2 separate regions of the Mus musculus genome follow, and region 2 is linked to region 1. The links are chromatin loops, found by intact Hi-C in ENCODE. Cell type or tissue: left cerebral cortex. All regions are shown on one strand. Each heading gives the region's core, and the rest is flanking DNA. Links, peaks and the distances in the headings are about the cores only.

Evidence for each region. Hi-C counts contacts between places; a loop is a spot of excess contacts. Peaks named below come from ENCODE experiments on the same cell type or tissue, not always from the same donor. Only the 100,000 strongest peaks of a DNase experiment are listed, where the experiment ranks them.
Region 2: a loop joins it to region 1, with 11 times the contacts of the local background. A loop is called at or near these places in 3 of 42 quality-filtered maps.

The regions. Positions count from the first base shown.
Region 1 is chr15:48,249,622-48,257,824 of GRCm38, forward strand. Csmd3 (CUB and Sushi multiple domains 3) reads right to left here. Exons shown (of 71, transcript NM_001081391.2): 10 at 5,904-6,028. Among named protein-coding and RNA genes, the nearest start is that of Gm23530, 450 kb to the left of the region's middle. In left cerebral cortex, for the core only: a CTCF peak has its summit at 2,075 (motif pointing right); DNase peaks (open chromatin) are centred at 3,238 and 4,024; H3K27ac peaks cover 1,324 bases.
Region 2 is chr15:48,157,647-48,165,849 of GRCm38, forward strand. Csmd3 (CUB and Sushi multiple domains 3) reads right to left here. Exons shown (of 71, transcript NM_001081391.2): 12 at 3,378-3,481. It also overlaps the pseudogene Gm18742. Among named protein-coding and RNA genes, the nearest start is that of Gm23530, 360 kb to the left of the region's middle. In left cerebral cortex, for the core only: no CTCF peak of the experiment used is centred there; DNase peaks (open chromatin) are centred at 3,801 and 5,598; H3K27ac peaks cover 373 bases.

The sequences.
Region 1 (8,203 bases), core at 1,134-6,133:
CTCACAAGTGCATAACACTGTATTGTAAAACTCAAAACTCTTGGCTATTTGGAGCCACCCAATGAATACTGATTTGGCACACCAAAATAATTTGTTCAGGGTACTATTATGAAATTTGTTAAATGTTTTAAAATTAATAGTATTACAGTTCTCCCCACAATTATCACTTATTAAATATGCAGAAATCACAAATAAGTATGCCAATCATTGTAAAAGCTGATAATATGCATAAGCTTCATTTTGTGGATCCACTGTATATTCAAATAAAACAGTTTTTTCATAATTTTAAAAAAGCAAATACTTTATATATATGTATACCTAATTTAGAAAATGATATTTAATTTTGCACAGTTATGTTAATTATTACTATCTTTTAGTAATAATTTAGTTTATAATTTGCCATTTTCCATGTGAAATTATGTCCCTTTAAAAATAACAATTTCCTGATTGCTCAACCATACAATTTGAGGACAGCAACTATATTAATGATTTCTCAAAGGCACAGTACACTAATAGTGCTATTTACGGCACTCTCTAGAACAAAAGCATATTTATTCTGTCCAAGCACCCATGAGACTTGAGAACAGCTCTTCATTCAGACGCACAGTGGATAGTCATTTTAAAACTTCAATTACTATGTCAGCAGGTTCTCTCCATTACTATTCCCAGAACCAAGGCAAGTGGTTTCTAGTAGCAACTAATGGCTTATAAGCCATACACATGTGTGCCTTGCAAGAAATAAGCAGGTAAATCTTTGTACATATGGTAAAGATTTGCAGAAATAAGGTAAGTTACAATGGAATAGTAGCAATAGATGACTTTTGAATACATACGTTTTTTATATGTCCCAGTCGACAATGGTAGAATACATATTCCTAAAGATATATGTGATACTAGGATGTATGTTAGAATCCAAGAGAAGCAGAATTAACATTTAAAAAACACTCTGGACATTGCAATGAGTGCGCAACTGTAACATTTATGAAAAATGACAGAACAGGTAATTTCCGTCTTAGAACAATCTTTAATCAACATGGTTCATCCAGTTTTATGAAAGAAATATCTTGAATAAAAGAAAAAGGTTTATCATCCTGTTTTGCTTTATACATAGATCTTAAATTCCATAATTTGGTGCTAACTCCGTGTGTTTGCTTTTGTTCCCATGTGAACATTAATATAATTTGCTGGATTAAATCAAGCCTTTTAACATTGTTTTTTATGAAAAATGTACATAGGAAGATTAGGAAACTTTAGGATACTTGAAACACATAACTTACAAGCCATAATAATTTTTTATAGCTGTAATTTAATCTTGAGTGTTGGCCAGCACAGAATACTGATAGATCCCATGAAACAGGATATTCTGTATTTGTTTCACAAAGTGCTTTAACATGTCTTAGGATTTAATGCTTTTTTGGTGTCCTTGTTGTATGCATATGTTAAAACAACATTCTGTGTATGCTTGTATGATGGTTGTATACATGAAAGTCAATATATCTGTATGTTTGGCAACTATAATACTTTACACAGTAGAGTATCATTTTTGTTTAAAAATTAACACACTGTTATGTGAAAACACTTATTTAGTCTTATCTAACTTTTATTACAGTTTTAAGATAGAATATCATATAGCCTAAGTTGGCTTAGATCTTCCCAGTTAGCTGACAATGATTTTGAACTATTCACCACCTTGCCCCTACCACCTAAATGATTGGACTATGAATATATATCTTTGTACCTAGAAGTATGTTGTGGTTTACATATCTTTGTCCCATGGGAAGTGGCACTATTATGAGGAGTGGCTTATAAGAAGAAGTATTGCATTGTTAGAAAAAGTGTGTCACTATGGAGGTGGGGTTTTGAGGTCTCTATGCTTCAAGTCTACCCAGCATGGAATGCTACTTACCTCTTGGCAGCCCATGGATTACAGTCTCTTCTCTGTTGCTTTTGTTTTTGTTTGTTTGTTTGTTTGGTTGGTTGGTTTTGTTTTTCCAAGATGTCGGGCATAAACAAGTTTGATGCTGGTTCCTTTTTTTTTTTTTTTTTAAGATTTACTTATTCATTTAATTTATATTAAATGAATGTTGCTGTCTTCAGACACACCAGAAGAGGGCATCTGATCCCATTACAGATCGTTGTGAGGCACCACGTGGTTACTGGGACTTGATCTCAGGACCTCTAGAAGAGCAGTCAGTGCTCTTAACTGCTGAGCCATTTCTCCAGCCCTTTAATCAAGTATAGAAATCTTGGCTCCTCCAGTACCATGTATGCCTGGATGCTACAATGCTTCCTTCTGTGACAGTGATAAACTAAATAAACCTCTGAAACTGTAAGTCAGTCCAAGTTAAATGTAGTAATTTATAAGACTTGTGTTGGTTATGGTTTCTCTTCACAGCAATGGAAACTCTATGATGTATTTAACTCTTGATGGCTGTCTCTTGTGTGACTATGCCGGGGCCTGGCAAACACAGAAATGGATGCTCACAGTCAGCTATTGGATGGAACACAGGGCCCCCAATGGAGGAGCTAGAGAAAGTACCCAAGGAGCTGAAGGGATCTGCAATCCTATAGGTGGAACAACAATATGAACTAACCAATACCTCCCCCCCCGCCCCCAGATATCATGTCTCTAGCTGCATAGAATCAGAAGATGGCCTAGTCAGCCATCAGTGAAAAGAAAGGCCCATTGGTCCTGCAAACCTTAGATGCCTCAGTACAGGGGGACGCCAGGGCCAAGAAGTGGGAGTGGGAGGGTGGGGGAGTGGGTGGGGAAGCGTGTGGGGGACTTTTACGATAGCATTGGAAATGTAAATGAAATAAATACCCAATTAAAAAATCTGAACAATAAGTTCAAAATATAGAATAGTTGTTGTAGTATTTTTAGCAAAAATAAACTCATTTGTCATTCAACCAAAAAAAGTCTATAATTTTCATTGTACTAATAAAGTACTTTTAGTGTTATTATATTACATACCATCTTATAAAACTTTAAAATAAAAATGATAAGAGGAATTAAATCAATACGGGTCCAAAATTACCAAGTGAGTACAGTGCACTACTTTGTGTTTTATATTTTTTTCTTTGTGTTTCCCTTTTTGATGCTCTGAAATCTGGCTTTTCCTCCCCGTCTTATAAGAATCCTCTAAACAAAACGTTGCAGTCATTTAAGATTTGGAAAGCTGCATTGCTCTCAGCCTTATGCTTTTCACTTCTAAAATGGAGATGGTAATGTCTCCATCAAGTTTTTTTTGGAGAAGCAAATGAGACAAAGTATATGCAGTTGTTAACATAATGCCTGGCACATAGTGAATGCTAAAAATAGCAGTGACAATGTTGTAGTAACTGTGGATTCCCTCCCACATAACTCCATTTTCAGCTCCTTCATATTTATTAACAACACAAGATTGTTCTATTCATATACACTTGAATATCATTTTTAATCCTTTCTTATTACATTTTACTTCTATATCTAGCCAATCCTGAAATATCTTTTCTCTTTATAGTACCTAGTACATATGCCCCTTCTCTATTCTGACATCTTTCTCATTATATCTAAGAAGAATCCCCTGGGTGTGGTGACTTAAAAAAGGCTCCCAGTAAGAACTAAAAAGTTACAACTGATATGCTAAGAAATGCAGAAATGTAGCAATTATAAGTAATCACAGATACACAATCAAGCAATAGAAATGGAAAAGGTGAATTCAAAATAGAGCTTCATAAAGGTTTGTAGCTCATACTTATAAACACTTGCAACTGCCAAATTAGAGGGATCAACACAAGGGATTAATATATCAATGAGAGTGTAGCCTGGTGTAAATAAGTTTGAGGTCAGTTGGGTATATATATAGCAAGACCTTGTCTCAAAAGTAAAAGTTTATAATAAAGAGTGCTTGTATAATTTTGTAAGAATTTTTTATTTGAAGAAATGTAGTGGGTGTGGGAGCTAGGACAAAAGAGGAGGGGTGGAGTGTGGGTAGAACAGTTTTTCAGTTAGCAGTCAGGTTTTAAAAAGAGGAAAAGGAACAAGCAAACCAGATGGCAAAGAGGCAGTCAGAAGGTAGGGAGAGTGTTCGACAATATAGAAGCTAAAAAAAGAGATAACATTGTGTAATGATATTCAGACCTTGTCTTCAATGAAATCATAGTTATTTTGATGCTCTGTTAAAACACAGGACCTAGTGTTTGAGTTTGAGAAGTAGGTTTTATTTCTATGTGCATAAACTCTAAGTACTTGCTATATGTGAATATGCTCATCCTTGTGGTGTGGTTCTTGCAAGCATTGTGGTTTATATCGAAGTATATCAGTCCATTAGTTTCAGTGTCTAAAACTTATGGTATGGATTCTATAAGCCAACTGTATGAGCTATCAGAATGTACTGTGTTACACCATAAGAGGTCACTGGAGTCTGAAAACAATTGTAATAAACGTACTTTAATGCATATGAGCTTACCTCTGAAATGATGAAGTATTCTAATCTGGCTACTTTGGCTTCACTTCATTTATTCTCTAGATATTAAAGACCACTTTTCCTTCAAAATATTTTTCATATATATATATATATATATATATATATATGTGTGTGTGTGTGTGTGTGTGTGTGTGTGTGTGTAGCATGTTTATATATGTATATGTTATAACACACAAAGATTTGTTAATAGTGTCAATTAAATTTTCAACCATAATTTGATAAAAATAGAAAAGGAAGTGCCCTTTCATTTTACAGAAATAATTTATTTGAAGAATTATGTTAGAAGTTGGAGTAAGAACAAAGATAAACACATATAAGCACACAGTCACATAAACACACACACACACACACACAGAGAGAGAGAGAGAGAGAGAGAGAGAGAGAGAGAGAGAGAGAGAGAGAGAGAGACCTGGAGAGAAAGGAGAATGAGGATATACTTTGTGATAACTAGTAATGTATAAATTGTAACCAATTATTACTTGGCTTTAGGTTAAATTCAGTTAAACTGAGTTTTTATTCCCAGTGATAGCCCTCACCACTATAAAGTGATAAGTTCTACAAGTGAAGTTGGAATTTGGTTTAAAATATCCATTTCACTTACATAGCAAAAGTAATTGAAGTATTTACAAAGATGAAAGACAATTTCTAATGCTTGTTATTAAATGTGTTCAGATTCAGCTGTAATCTCTAGGATTATTAATTTGAAAACTCTTTAGATTAAAAACACAGTGGTCCCAAGCCTCTCTAAATTTGTTAAAAACACAAGGATAATGATAATTCAAAGAGTATATATTAAAGTTTATTTTTAATGCTGAGCAAATTAAAAAAAATAAGCATCACTGTATCTTCACAGAATATCCTATTATAATACTTTTCTTTACCTTTACATACAGGCCTGTGGTCACTCCAAGCAGCAAACATAAACACACACACACACACACACACAGAGAGAGAGAGAGAGAGAGAGAGAGAGAGAGAGAGAGAGAGAGAGAGAGAGAGAGAGAGAGAGAGACCTGGAGAGAAAGGAGAATGAGGATATACTTTGTGATAACTAGTAATGTATAAATTGTAAACAATTATTACTTGGCTTTAGGTTAAATTCAGTTAAACTGAGCTTTTATTCCCAGTGATAGCCCTCACCACTATAAAGTGATAAGTTCTACAAGTGAAGTTGGAATTTGGTTTAAAATATCCATTTCTAATGCTTGTTATTAAATGTGTTCAGATTCAGCTGTAATCTCTAGGATTATTAATTTGAAAACTCTTTAGATTAAAAACACAGTGGTCCCAAGCCTCTCTAAATTTGTTAAAAACACAAGGATAATGATAATTCAAAGAGTATATATTAAAGTTTATTTTTAATGCTGAGCAAATTAAAAAAAATAAGCATCACTGTATCTTCACAGAATATCCTATTATAATACTTTTCTTTACCTTTACATACAGGCCTGTGGTCACTCCAAGCAGCAAACACTTCAGCTATCCTTTGACAAGTAATGCTTTTTGCTCCCTGTAGGACATAATCTTCATCACAGGAGAACTGCACAGTGGATCCAAGGCTACAATTGACCAAACATAAGAAATATCTTTTAGAAAGACAGAATGTGGTGATAAGCTCTACATCTATAGACTCTATTCAATAGGCCAAATTTGTAATAAATTTTAAGAAATAAATGAAACATACAACATATATAGTTATGCATTAAAAGTAAAGATGAATCTTCTATAAATATGTTCATTGGCAAGAATGAAATCAGACATTTCTCCAAATTCTAAAAGTATAATTACCAAATGACCAATATTCCCTACCTGAGTGAATATGCAACCTACTTATAACTTAATATAGATATGGTTGCACATCTATTTATTGCTATACTATTCACAATAACAAGGAACTAGCATCAGCATGCATGAATAGAAAATTTCAAAATTGGCTCAAAAATGCATATGGCTAGACAAATACAATGTTCTCTCTTCTCTGTAGAACCAAGTTATAATGTATGTTTACATGTTGAAGAGTTTGGTTACATGTCACAAAATTAGATATTGTCTATGAATATACTTTAAAAAAACTGTATTCAAACAAATTATAAAATCTAATGGAAATAGATATTTTTCCTGATAGGTACTATATACCAAAGTCTAGTCAAAATCAGTTTAACAATTCAAATAGACCTTTAACTCCTATAGAAATATAAACAGTCATTAAAATTCTCCCAAGCTAAAAGAGCTCAGGGGTAGATGGTTTTACCATAGAATTCTACCATGTATTCAAAGAAGTGTTAAAGCCAATACTCCAGATCCAGGAAAGAGAATAGAAGGAGCATTGCCTAATGTATTTTATGAGGCTACAGTTGTCCTGATACATAAACCATATAAAGACTCAGTAAAGAAGGAATTATTGATTATTTTTTCTCATGGACATAGATATAAAAATACTCAATAAAATATTTTAAGATGGCCTAGTCGGCCATCAATGGGAAGAGAGGCCCCCTTGCTATTGCAAACTTTATATGCCCCAGTACAGGGGAATGCCAGGACCAAGAAGCGGGAGTGGGTGGGTAGGGGAGCAGGGTGGGGGGAGGGTATAGGGAACTTTCAGGATAGCATTTGAAATGTATATAAAGAAAATATCTAATAAAAAAGGAGAAGAATATGATTCCTTAAAAAAACTGCTTTAAAACAAAATCCAAGAACATATCTAAAAGATAATCTACCCTATCACACAACCTTCATCCCAATGATGCAGAGATGATAAAAAATATAAAAATTAATAAATGTATTCCACAATATAAAAAAAACTGAAAGGAAAGAACCACATAATCATTTCATTAGATACAGAAAAATCTTTAGATAAAATCTGATACCCTTCATGATAAATGTCTTGGAGAGGTTAGGGACACAAGGGACACACCTGCACATAATAATGGGAATTTATAACAAACTTATAGCTAACATTGAATTAAATGGAGACAAAGTCAAAGCAATTTAACTAAAGTCAAGAACAAGACGAAGCTGTCTACTCTCTCTCTATATATATTCAACATAGTATTTAAATTTTTTGGAAGAGCAATAAGCCAACTAAAATAATACTTATTAGAGAAGAAGAAGTCAAAGTAATGTTATTTTCAGATAATATAATAGTATAAGTAAGTGAACCTAAAATTCCACCAGGAAACTAGGGAACACTTATAGCTGATAAATATTTTAATCAAAGTGGCTGGATATAAGATTAACTCAAAAAATTCAGTAGTTCTCTTATATAAAATGACAAATATACTAAGACATAAATTAGGGAATCAGCACCTTTCACAGTAACTTCAAATAACATAAAATGCCTTAATGTAACATAACTCATACTCAAGCAAGTGAAAGACCTATATCTCAATAACTCCAAGTTGTTTAAGAAAGAAATTGAAGATTATCAGTAGTGGAAAAATCTTTCAGGCTCATGAGAGAGTAGGATTAATGGCCATGCTACCAAAAGAAATCTATATAGTCAGTTCAATCCAATTCAAAATTAAAAAAAAAACGTTTATTTATTTATTATTATTTTCATAGATCTTGAAAGGACAATTTTCAACTTCATTTAGAAAAACAAAGACCCAGGATAGCTAAAACAATCCTGAACGATAAAAAATTTTTGGAGGCCTCATCATTCCAGATTTCAAATTGTATTAGAGAGCTATAGTAATAATAATAATAATAATAATAAAAGGACATGGTGTGTCAGT
Region 2 (8,203 bases), core at 1,306-6,305, 92 kb before region 1:
TAAGATGGAACACAGGGCCCCCAGTGGAGAAGCTAGAGAAAGCGCCCAAGGAGCTGAAGGGGTCTGCAACCCTATAGGTGGAACAACAGTATGAACTAACCAGTACCCCCAGAGCTTGTGTCTCTAGCTGCATATGTAGGAGAAGATGGCCTAGTCAGCCATCACTGGGAAGAGAGGCCCCTTGGTCTTGCAAACTTTATATGCCCCAGTACAGAGGAACTCCAGGGCCAAGAAGTAGAGTGGGTGGGTAGGGGAGCAGGGCTGGGGGAGGGTATAGGGAACTTTTGGGATAGCATTTGAAATGTAAATGAAGAAAATATCTAGTAAAAAATTGAAGAAAACAGAAGAAATTGGTTTTGTTCCATTGAAATTACCAATCTTTTCATAATTTATAAACACAAAATAAGAATGAAGCTCTACAAAAGGTGAGTATTCTATAAATTTAATATTTGTGATAAATAATCAAAATTGAATAGAGAGTGTTCTTAAATTTTAAACTAAAGTAATTCTGAGCACCAAAAGCATATATTTGTCATTATACTAAAGGGACTTGGATGACATCATATTAATCCAATTTTGGACACAAAAGACAATGGCTGTAGTAATTTTATTCCTCTCTCTCTCTCTCTCTCTCTCTCTCTCTCTCTCTCTCTCTTTCTTTCTTTCTTTCTTTCTTTCACTCCCGTCTTTTTTTGTGTCTTTGTTTTAATGTGTTATTGACAGAAGATGACTTGGACTTGGTTAATTTGTGAATGCATGTGACCGTGTGTACATGTGTGTACATGTGTATATGTGCATTGTAGAGCTGCATGTGTATGTGCACTTGTGTATGTGGCTATGGATTTAGAGGTCTATAGGAATATGTATTCATATATAAATATATATGTTTATAATGTATTCATGTGCATATGTTCATATGCTTTTGTGTGTTCATTTTTTATATAAATGTAGGTATGAATATCTAAGTCTATATGTTAATTTATATAGAGAGGTGTTTATGTACTTGTACTTAATATATAATAATATATAATAATGTCATCTATACATGACATTATTTGGCTGACAATGATCCACCACCAAAGGCCATAGATTAAATAAGGAAACTCCAGTACTAGGTATGAAGAATGCTGTTTTAAAGTTATTGGTCAGGGAAATTTTAAAAAAACTAAAAAAAAAATTTAGAATACTACTGTTGTCCATGTTTATATTCCAGAGGTAGAAGGCAAGTCCCTGTTGCTGAAGACACCATGCTCTGTGAATATAAGAATTGGGGGATTAAACATGGATGTGACTTTAAAGCCTCTTCAATGAGAACTGGGTTTCATGGTACCAGAAGTAGGTACTATACATGATGCTAAAAGAAGGAAGCAATCAATAGCTATATCCAGCTTTGAAGCCTATCTGGGTAGTGGCTAAGAGCTGCCTAACTGGATTTTTAAAAATTAATAATTAATTAATTTTTATTCTTCCCCGTCCACCCTCCGACTGTTCCACCTCCCATACCTCCTCGGCCCCCACTCCTTTACCCCACCTGACCTTCATTCAACAGGAAATGCCTGGTATTAGAAATCTAGTCAATTTCCTGTGTCTAGAGAGGTCATGAATCTTAAAGAAAAACCCGTGCATACAACTTTTATAAACTAGTATAATCCCTAACTGCATTGTAAATAAGTGTCCTTATATGCACAGGTAAGTATTGTTCTCATCTCTAATCAAGGAAGCTTCACATTTTAGAGATTGTTAATGTTGCAGAAAACTAACATGTGTCAAATGCAGAGAACAAATGACCATGGAGTGCATAACTACAGTGTATGCATCTGCAACAGAACTCCTGTATCAATGGCTCAGGGAACATCATGAACGTGAAGAAAAGATTATTGAGAGCCAGACAGAAAACCACTAAGTCTGCTGTGAGTTTATATATTCTAGAAATGACAGGGAACCAACACTCATGACACCCTAATGTAGTATGTCTATTACATAGTATATAACAATATCAATACTAGTACACATGTTATCGTGGGAGGAGTAAATATTTTCAGTCCCCATACCTAAAGAGAGAACTACAGGCACATAAGGAATGCTGAGAGTGGAAGGCTACATCTTCCACAGGGAAAACCCTCCCAATTTCTCATCTAAGTGGTCTGCCCTGAAATCATACAACAATAAGACATATATTTAACATCAAAGTTAAAAGCAAACAAGGCATGAACTTGAGAAGGAGCAGTGTATATGAGAGAAACTGAAAGGAAAATGAGAATAGTATAGAATGCTATTTAATTGATAATTTTAAAAAAGCAGTAAGTTCTTTAATCAAAATTTTTTAGTTGAAATAGTTTTTTTTAATGCAAAATCTGTTAGCCAGTTAGCAATCTTCTTTTAGATGACTTAGCTGTGGACACCAACAAAGTTATGTTAATGTCCATTTTAATAGAGGGAATGAATAATATTTCCTCAGAAGTACAATTTTGTTTATAAAAGGAGTATTTACTGATGGTAGACAGAAGAAAACCTAATAAAGTATGTTTTCATGCACGATTTTTAAATATTGATGCTAGTTCTCAGAATAAGGAAAATATAGGAAGAGATGAAGACCATGCACTACACAAACTCACAAAGACAGTAGAGAACTGAGTTGTGAGAACAGAAAGCTTGTAAAATATTTATTTTACTCTTCTAAGAAGAATGCAATAAAAAGCTCTGCCTTTGTTGCATAACAACTTGCTCCACATGAGTACTTACTGGGGATATAAGAGCACAACCCACAGTTTTTATTCTTTATCCAGACTTCTATCACCCAGCTGTCCTTAGCCTCAATTTTCTCATAATTAGTTGTGAGTCTGGTCCATTCACTTAATGGTCCTGATAAAGTGGTCTCCCTTCATCTGCTCCTTGATCACATTCATTGGGTGCAAGATAATTAACATTGGTTACAAGTGTGACCTCCAATAGAGTAGAAAACAGGATTTTAACTACACTTGATAAAGTATTTTCTTCCTGTTCCTGTTATTCCTTTCTCCTTTGATGTTAAAAATGCTACCAAGAGAAACAAATATCACAGAGACTACACTGGTCTATATGAGGTTCTCCTCTGGGTATATTATAGCTTTCAGCTTTGTAATTTTTATTTCTTCATGTTTTGTCTGTTTATTTACTATTGTTTTGTTTTGTTGTTGTTTTTCAAAATTGGGTTTCTCTGTATAGACTTCACTCTTGGAATTCTGTCTGTAAATTCAGGCTGGTTCAAACTCAGAAATCTGCCTGCCTCTGCCTCCTCAGTACTTGAATTAAAAGCATGCACCCCACTAGTGCCTAGCTCAGCTTAATACTTTTATGGCTCTATTGATACACTGTGACAGCTGTGACATACTACTTACACCTGAAGCACAGTCCTTGGGTCTCCAACTTCACCTCCATCACCAATAGTCAACGTGTCATAGCCAATCTCCAAATCAAATTCTTCAAAGTTTATCTGGATGACCTAGTGGTAAATAAAAACAAACACCTTAAGTATGTTGAATTATGTAATGAAAACCAAAAATTTAAAATTTATGGCAGAAAATTAAAAATAATATGAGACTATCTATGAATATCACCTTATGGCAGAAGATCTCACCAAAGTATCCAAGCTCAGTGACTATATAAGTCACTCAGTTTTCATTTGCTATATTTTAACTTCTGTATTAAATTTTCAAAGAAATGACATGATTTCTGTTTATAGAACACTCATTTTGATTTTAAGCATGATTAATGCAAATCCACTTTGGGATGGCTTTATAAAAAGTACATGTGGGAGAGAGTAATTTTCCACACATTTCCACATACTTTTTTTTTTATAAACTAACAGAGGAAAAATGTATGCCATTTCCCTTAACTCATAAAGCTGAAAAATGTGAGAGCCAAATTTGAATCTCAATGAGTATATTTAGTGTTACCGGTGTATTTTACGTTTACTAGCAGAATCCTTCAAGCATAGTAAAACATATTCACACAACTGAAGAAATATAATTTGAGAGACACATTAGAATATAGCAGATAATTTGGAATTGATTTTTACAAAAACATCTTATACACTATTTCCATAGTCATTTCAAACTATAGTTAAATTGAAATGAAGTATTTTACATCACAGAGAAAAACAAAGTAATTCTGTGCAGAAAAAGTTGCATAAATGTGTTTAACTACAACCAAGCCTTCAATACATATTAATAAATAATATGGTATTAATATCTCTGTATATGGGAATAATTGTCAGAACTGCCTAACATTTCTAGAAAAGGGTAAAGAAGATGTTTTCAAATTCAACTACAGCATATGTAAAATGTGTAAAAAAGTGTATAGTTTATACAATCACATTTTAATGTTTTTGCTTAGAATTAAAGTTTTATTTATCTATACTTATATATCATTCATTTTATTCAATTCAGACTGTCAAAAGATGTTTAAATGATGATCTCAACTATAGGCTGAGACGTTGGAATTGTGGTCCTGAGTTATTGATGCTGCTCAGATACACGTAGGAGGTGTTCACTTGCTGGAGGAAGTATGTCTCTATTTGTAAATAAAAAAGTAGATTTGGTTCTTTGCAGTTCAGGCCTTGCTCAGGTGGAAAAAAAAACAAACTAATTAAAATTAGAATTTTAGACCTACCATTAAATATCTTAAACTTCTGAACCAGGTTTGCTAGTTCAGATTAGCTTTATATTTATCAGCTGCATTGCATAATGTGATAAAATCTTTTGGGAGATTTGTGTTGTGTAAAACTTGGAAATGTTTTGACATTTTCTACCAACCTCACTAGTTTGAAAACTGCCTTTTAGAGAAACCATGGAGGAAGCATTTGGTAGAATATTCAGTTCTCAAAAATCAATTTCCTTTTTTAGGTAGGCAATATAATTCCTTCCATATTACTTAGGACAATGCCTAAGTAAAGGCAAAGTGCATCTCCTGATTAGTTTATTTCACAGAGGAAACCTCAGTGGATACTGCAGAGGTAATTAAAGCCTTTGACTAATCAGCATTAAGTTAATCAAAGGTAGGCTTTCCTGGGAGTGGACATGTTTTATTTTAGATATTGTAACTTCCTTCTGCCAAATTTGTTTTCTTTTATAACTTGTATCTCTTTTTAAAATTACATTTACTTATTCATTCACTTTACGACCCAGAATCTGCCCTTCCTCTCCTCCCAGTGTTTTACTTAAACACACATTTATGAAGCTTTTGTTCAATCGTTTTGTTAATAGTCTGGTTATTTTCAAAATGGAGTACACAGGCACTTATACATCCTGTTTGTAATAAATTATCCTTTTATATGCTTGTGACTTTTATTAACTTTGGGAAATTAGTCATCTCTTCATTCTTTCTCCTTCACCCTTCTAGAAATTGAAGTTGATATAAATTAGATGCTGTATTGCTACATCCATCTCTCTTAGTTCTCATCCTGTTGTGATGAAATATTCTGAGAAAAGCACTCAGGAGAAAGTGATTATTCTGGCCCATAGTTTAAATATAACCTCTCTCACGGAAAGGGAGTCAAAGCAACAGGGTATTTGAAGCAGCTTTTAACATAACATTAAAGTTAGAAAGCAGAGATGTGAAATACTTTCTGCCAGAGGCCCATCTGCCAAGTGATTTTAGGTTTTACAAGTTTACAGTTAACAATAACAGCCAATGCAGACTATTCATAACACATAAATGTCCACTTCTTATATTCATATATTATTCATTCAGTGTTTCCTTGGATTGCCTCAGGTATGACATGTAGAAGTAAGGTGGTAGTGCCATTATTACACGTAGCCCTGGTGGACTAAGTCAACAATATAGCATAATATACCAAACAGACAGGAGAAAAATCCTTCCCATGGTGATGCATGGAGAACAGTACATTATTGTTAAAAAATAAAACAGTAAAAAATCAGTCAGAGCTAAGGACTAAGCATCAAAGGGATCTTGTTGAATGCCATAAGAAATGAATGTTGGGGAAACACCTCAGTTGTTGATTGACCTATATAACAAAATGTAGCAAAAAGGGAGAAGTAATGAATGGAAAAAAGGTTGCACTGACTGCAGGTTACTTCTGAACTTGAAAAAGTACCTAGATCTGAATATCAAACCACAGGACAGCAAAAAGCCAATCAAAACCAGAAAGACGAATGTAATGCCCTACAGCTCATTATTCCTGTATTAGAGGATAAACTGAGGAAATAGTCCAAGAAGAAACAAAAATTATCCGCAGGTAGGTGTCTGGGAAGCTCCAGGATTCCAATTACCTCATCACAAGATGATTCTAGCACAGCCTAGGAGACCTCAAATCAAGCACAGCTACATAAAGAGTATCTAGAGTCCAAAAGAAACCATTGCCTGTTAGGTGACAGGATGGCAGGCTTCCTAATGGAAGCTATGTGCGAGCACATAGAAGGGACTTGCCTGTGAAAGTTATCATCACAGCAGCTAACTATTAAGTGAATCTAGCTTCCTTTGGATTGTATCACTAAAACCTTTTGTAGATGCTCTCTCTTCATTTCCTGTCTCTCAGGAAATGTTCTGCTTCAGGTAAAGACTTGAAAGTCTTTAATATACGTGGTTGGAAGTCAAAGTAATTCAGTGGAGTTCAGTTCAGGTCCCTGGTTATTGGCCACTGGAGGCCTGGGCTGGAGGTTATGCTTTGGAAAACATGTGGAGACAGATGTAAATTCAAGGGTTCCCTGTCTCACAGTAAGGCTGAAATCATAAGCATTAAATTTAATAGTGCTAGAGCCTACGTTTTAGCAGCTTCAAATTATTTTGCAAACCAAATTTGGGTTGTCAACGATTACTAATTATGGCACATATCCACAGGATATATTGGAAGATGATCTAGGCCTAAATTATTATGAAAACTTCATGAATGTTCTCAGGAAGTCATAACAGGGCCCCAAAACTCCGGGATCTATGTAGTGAAGTCTGAATGAGAATAGTATTTTCAGGATCCAGGTGCAATGATATTGTCTGCACCAAGCAAGAAAATTCATTTGTAGGACATATGCTTAGAAAGTACGAATGTGTTATCGTGGATGCTCACTACTCTGGCCTTAAACTCAGAGAATGAGGTCCCTTGGTCCCATGCTGAGAGTCACTGATACCTCAACAAATTCTGTCAAGCAGGCAGATATTCTTTTTTTTTAATAATTTTTATAATTTATTTTTTACATTCCATATTCCATTCCTTGCCCCTCTCAATCCACCCTCTGTCTGCTCAACATCCCACACCTCCTCCTCATACCCCTGTCTCCACATGGAAGCCCCCAACCCTACTTCACCTGACCTCTAAACTACACGGGGCCTTGAGATTCTTGAGGGTTAGGTGCATCATCTCTGAAAGAGCACAGACAGAAATCCTCTGCTGTATGTATGCTAGGGGCCTCATATCAGCTGGTGTGCTCTGTCTGGTGGTCTAGTGTTTGAGACATCTCAGGGGTCCAGATTAGTTGAGACTGCTGGTCTCCCTACAGGATTGGCCTTCTCCTCGGCTTCTTTCAGCTTTCCCTAATTCAACAACATGGGTCAGCTGCTTCTGTCTATTGATTGGATGCAAATATCTGTATCTGACTCTTTCAGCTGGTTGTTGGCTCTTTCGGAGGGCAGTCATGACAAGTCCCTTTTTGTGAGTGCTCCATAGCCTTGTGACCTTCCCTTGAGCTGGATCCCACTTTGGGCCTGTCACTGGACCTTCTTTTCCTCAGAGTTCTCTCATTTCTATCCCTGTAATCCTTTCTGATAGGAACAATTATAGGTCAGATATGTGACTGTGAGATGGCAACCCCATCCATCACTTGATGACCTGTCTTCCTGCTGGAGGTGGGCTCTATAAGTTCCCTTTCCCTACTGTTGGGCATTTCATCTAAGGTCCCTCCCTTTCATTCCTGAGAGTCTCTTATGTCCCAGGTCTCTGGTCCTGAAGGCTTAGCCAATAATCTTCCCTGGAGTGGAGTGGTTTTGAAGCTTTGATTTAATCAGGAATCTAGATTACTGACACTGAAGGTACATGTCCCCAATTGGTTCTTGATCATTCAATAAAGATGCCAACAGCCAATGCCAGGCTGGAAAGAAAGAGGCAGGACTTCCAGGTTCCTGCAGACTAAAAGAGAGGAGGAGGAGAATCAATATACTTGGGGAAAGAGATGGAACAGATTCAGAGCTGGTGGGGAGATCTTCCCAAATATGG